2 separate regions of the Homo sapiens genome follow, and region 1 is linked to region 2. A link is an interaction called in ENCODE POLR2A ChIA-PET data of the cell type or tissue named here. Cell type or tissue: K562. All regions are shown on one strand.

Region 1 (2,500 bases), 180 kb after region 2:
TTTTTATAAGACTGGCTGTAATAAAATGAACATTAGTAGCTTATTAGGGATATGGGCAGATCTGTCAGATTGCCCTGTCTTTGCCAGCTGCTGTGTGAGGGTCATGAGTAGTGACACTAAGTGGCCAGGAGAGCAGCAGGAGCTGCAGGAACAGGTGTTTCCTCACTGGCCGCTCCATCTTGAAAACTCATGGCCCATTACCCAAGGCTGAGGGGCATCCAGAGTGAGTTATTCCACCGGCTCAATCTCTTGTCCCTTTTGTTGGGCTTACATCTTGCTGTTCACTGCATGTTCCGGGATTCATGAAGTCCTGAGCAAATCTGGTGTTGCAGCGCCATCTCTTTCTGTTGGCTTGTCTTAGTTGTCTGGAGGCCATCATTGTCTTGCCTATATGTCTCTGTACTCAAATCTGTAGGTTTGTCCAAATCAGATTATAAACAAACAAAACATACAGGGTGGACATTCATGCAGACATGCACTCCACAAAAAGATTGACCACAGCTCTTTTTTTTTTTTTTTTTTTTTAAGACAGAGTCTTGCTCTTGTCACCCAGGCTGGAGTGCAATGGCACGATTTCGGCTCACTGCAATCTCCGCCTCCCGGGTTCAAGCGATTCTCCTGCCTCAGCCTCCCGAGTAGCTGGGATTACAGGTGTGTGCCACCACACCCAGCTAATTTTTGTATTTTTTAGTAGAGACGGGGTTTCGCCACGTTGGCCAGGCTGGTCTCGAACTGACCTCAGGTGATCCCCCCACCTCAGCCTCCCAAAGTGTTGGGATTACAGGCAAGAGCCACCACGCCTGGCCTAATTTTTGCATTTTTAATAGAGATAAGGTTTTGCCCTGTTGGCCAGGCTGGTCTTGAACTCCTGACCTCAGGTGATCTACCCACCTTGGCCTCCCAAAGTGCTGGGATTATAGGCATGTGCCACTACACCAAACCACGGTTAATTTTTGTATTTTTAGTAGAGATGGGGTTTTGCCATGTTGACCAGGCTGATCTCGAACTCCTGGCCTCAGGTGATCCACCTGCCTTGGCCTCTGAAAGTGCTGGGATTACAGGCATGAGCCACCATGCCTGGCCGATACCCAGCTTTTGTCAGTAGTCATCATGATACCCATTGGTTGTTGGAGGAAATAGAAACAGGAATTAATCTGTAGTGGCTGTGCATGGTGGCTCATACCTGTAATCCCAGCACTTTGAGAGACTAAAGAGGGTTGCTTGCTGGGCACGGTGGCTCACGCCTGTAATCCCAGCACTTTGGGAGGCTGAGGCAGGCAGATCATGAGGTCAGGAGATCGAGACCATCCTGGCTAACACAGTGAAACCCCGTCTCTACTAAAAATACAAAAAAATTAGCCAGGCGTGGTGGCGGGCGCCTGTAGTCCCAGCTACTCAGAGGCTGAGGCAGGAGAATGGTGCAAACCCAGGAGGCGGAGCTTGCAGTGAGCCGAGATCGGGCCACTGGACTCCAGTCTGGGCGATAGTGCGAGACTCCATCTCAAAAACAAAAAAAAAAAAGAGGGTTGCTGGAGGTCAGGAGTTTGAGAGCAGCCTGGGCAACATGGCGAAACCTCATCTCTACAAAAAAATACAAAAATTAGCTGGGTGGGGTGGCAGGTGCCTGTAGTCCCAACTACTCGGGAGGCTGAGGTGGGAGGATTGCTTGAGCCTGGGAGGCTGCAGTGACCTGTAATTGCACTACTGCACTTCAGCCTGGGTGACAGAATGAGACCCTTTTTCAAAAAAGTTAATCTGTAATGGTCTCTGCACATTCCCAGCACCAATGACAAAAGAGCCAGATGCCAGCAACCGACTCTGTGTGTGAGGCGGAAGATCTCAATTTTAGTGTTCAGGTGAGGAACAAAGCTGAGCAGACGTGATGTGGAAGAGAGAGCTTACTGAGTTAATTGCCAGGAGATGTATCTAAGTCAGAGGTTGGAGTTGCTCCTCTGTGTTTTGCTGGGTTCGTGCAGAGCTGCTTTTGTACCAGGTTTCTACCACTTGGGGTGCTTTTTGCTTTTCTTTTCACTTCCCACATCTCAAGCACCTGCTGTGGGTCAGCTCTGTGCAGGGGTACAAAGATGATCGATGTGGCAGTGTACAAAACAGTCAGAATCCACTGTGGTGGCTGTACCAGCAGTATTCACATAGTGCAGTAGGAACATGGAAGCGGGGGCAGGCAGGGCCAGGGAACCCTCAGGGTGATCTAGACCCAGGGGACAACATGATCAAAAGTATGGAAATGTAAGGCTGTGATGTGATGGGGCATACCAACTGTTTAGCGCAGAGGTCACCTGTAATCCCAGCACTTAGGGAGCAGAGGCCAGAGGATAGCTAGAGCCCAGGAGTTTGAGACCTGCTCAGGCAATACAGCGAGCCCCCTTTCTCCACAAAAAGGGGAAAAAAAAGACAAAAAAACCCAAGTGTAGAGCAGAGGTCAGCAAACCGGCTTGCATGCCAAATCCAGCCTGCTGCCTGCTTTTTTAAGGCCCACAAG
Region 2 (2,500 bases):
GCTCAGCGCCTTTCCCCCACTGCCTGTCCTACAGAAGCCACTGCTCAAGTAAGGGGCCTGGGAGGTGGGGACCTGGCAGGTGGGGTCGCTGGATCACCCTGCCTCCACTGCAGCCTGTGCCCGCCCTGCAGGTTCGTGTCTGACCAGGCCCCCAGGGGCATGGCAGCGCTGTGCCAGCACAAGCTGCTGGGGGCCTTGGAGCAGTCGCAGCTGGCCTCGGGGGCCACTCGGGCCCACCCCCCGACCCAGCTGGAGTGGCTGGCCGGATGGCGGCGGGGCCGCATGGCGCTGGATGTGTTCACCTTCAGCGGTGAGGGCTGCCTCTGGCTGAGGCCTCCCAGGCCTGAAGTGGGGCCAGCCCTACCCCTTTGCCCTCCCTGGAACCCCTTCCTGCCCCAGTCTTCCTGCTGCCCTGTCCTCAGTGACCCTGATCCCCCTCCCCTCTGTCCTGCTTTTGAAACTCTCATGGGGACAGCAGCCCCTTCCTGTCAGGGTGGACTCTGCTGTCCCTCACTCTTGCCCCCGCCCCCCATGCCCCTGCAGAGGAGTGCTACTCGGCCGAGGTGGAGTCTTGGACCACCGGGGAGCAGCTGGCTGGGTGGATCCTGCAGAGCAGGTATGGGGACCGGGGATGGGGGACAGTGTGGCCAAAGTGACCCTTGTCCTATACCCTCCTCCTTCTCCAAGCCCAGTCTCAGGGGCCGGGAGGAGAGGTGCCCCGGGGTGGGCAGGGGCCAGACTGCAGATGGCGATGGGGAGCCGGGGGCAGATTAGGAATGAGGGGCTTGGGAGCTCCCACGGCAGATTCTAACTCAGCAGGTCAGAAAAGAAATGCCCATGCTGGAGCCCTTGTGGAAGTGGAGGGCCGTGAGGTGAGGAGGGGAGCAGCCCCCACTGCTGAGCAAACCTGGGTCCCGGACCAGGCGGATCCAGGGCCACCCTCCCTTCCTCAGCCCCCTGCCCCCTTGGCCCACCCTGTGGTCCTTGCCCCCTTCTGGATGGCCGCCTGCCTCACTGACTGGTCCCCTCCCACCCAGAGGCCTGGAGGCGCCTCCCCGGGGCTGGTCTGTGTCACTGCACTCCAGGGACGCATGGCAGGACTTGGCTGGCTGCGACTTTGTGCTGGACCTGATCAGCCAGACTGAGGACCTGGGGGACCCAGCTCGCCCCCGCAGCTACCCCATCACTCCTCTTGGCTCGTAGGTGCCACCCAGCACCCCTCTCCCTGGCCTGCTCCTGCCGGGGAACCCCACAGCCACCCTGCCACACTCAGGGGTTTATAGGAGCTGCCACAGGCCCAGCCCTCCCACCCAGCCTCCTCCCAACCATGGGGTGACCCCCGCAGCAGCTTCTACCTCTTGCCCCAGCCTGGGTGACCCTCAGCCTTGGCCACCCCCTTAGCTGGATCCCGTTTCCTGCAGAGCCGAGGCCATTCCCCTTGCCCCTGGCATTCAGGCCCCCTCACTGCCCCCAGGACCCCCTCCAGGTCCAGCCCCAACGCTGCCCAGCAGGGACCACACAGGTAAGGCTGGAGTGGGCACATGGAGGTTGGCAGAGCATGGGAAGCCCCACGCCCCGGGCCATGGCTCCAACCCTCTCCCTGCCCCACAGGGGAGGTCCAGAGGTCAGGGAGCCTGGACGGCTTCCTGGACCAGATCTTCCAGCCAGTGATATCCTCCGGCCTCAGCGTGAGTCGGGCACAGCCCCCAAATGCCCCTGCCCCAACCCCCCGGGGCCTCTGCTGCCCCTTCCATTTTTCTCAGGGCTCTCACTCTGACCTGTGACCATTGTCCCTTTAGGATCTGGAACAAAGCTGGGCTCTGAGCAGCCGCATGAAGGGAGGGGGCGCCATTGGGCCCACACAGCAGGGCTACCCCATGGGTGAGTGAGGGGCTGATTCCTCACCCAGGGCCTCCGGGCCCGGCAGCATGGCAGGCATGGCCTGGGACCCCTCTGGCAGTGGCGATCGATGCCCTGGCCAGCACCCCGGTGCCCGATGCTCTTCTCTGTGCCTGGGGCTGGAGGGAGGTGGCATGTGGGCCCAGGCAGGGACTGACAGGGAGGGCGTGTTCCCTCAGTGTACCCAGGAATGATTCAGATGCCTGCATACCAGCCAGGCATGGTCCCTGCACCCATGCCCATGATGCCAGCAATGGGCACAGTCCCTGCCATGCCAGGTAAGTCTGGGCTGGGGGCACCAGAGTCCCTTCTCAGGAGAGCAGCCACCAGCTCTGGGACTGGAGGAGGGAGGGTCCTGCTAGGAGTCCCGAGTGCACAGTGGGCAGCGAGCTTCAAGGCTGGCCATGGTGCCCACCACTCTGGCCGCCTGCCGCCCTCACAGCCATGGTGGTGCCGCCGCAGCCACCGCTTCCCAGCCTGGATGCAGGGCAGCTGGCCGTCCAGCAGCAGAACTTTATCCAGCAGCAGGCGCTAATCCTGGTGAGCGCTGGCAGGGCCCTGGGGCCACCTGGTGGAGGAGAGGTCTGTGGCTCGGGGATGA

The links. ChIA-PET counts read pairs that join two places held together with the same protein. Peaks named below come from ENCODE experiments on the same cell type or tissue, not always from the same donor. Only the 100,000 strongest peaks of a DNase experiment are listed, where the experiment ranks them.
Region 1: POLR2A ChIA-PET joins it to region 2 with 5 read pairs; 9 of 35 experiments call an interaction of 5 or more read pairs at or near these places.

The regions. Positions count from the first base shown.
Region 1 is chr17:75,797,563-75,800,062 of GRCh38, forward strand. All of the region lies in intron 1 of UNK (unk zinc finger), which reads left to right. Among named protein-coding and RNA genes, the nearest start is that of UNK, 14 kb to the left of the region's middle. In K562, no CTCF peak of the experiment used is centred here; no DNase peak of the experiment used is centred here.
Region 2 is chr17:75,613,162-75,615,661 of GRCh38, forward strand. It overlaps MYO15B (myosin XVB), which reads left to right. Exons shown (of 64, transcript NM_001395058.1): 27 at 1-48; 28 at 132-310; 29 at 544-616; 30 at 1,038-1,199; 31 at 1,422-1,522; 32 at 1,612-1,688; 33 at 1,800-1,881; 34 at 2,079-2,177; 35 at 2,342-2,439. Among named protein-coding and RNA genes, the nearest start is that of SMIM5, 19 kb to the right of the region's middle. In K562, CTCF peaks have their summits at 1,060, 1,844 and 2,445 (motif pointing left); DNase peaks (open chromatin) are centred at 1,060 and 2,460; H3K27me3 peaks cover 1,139 bases.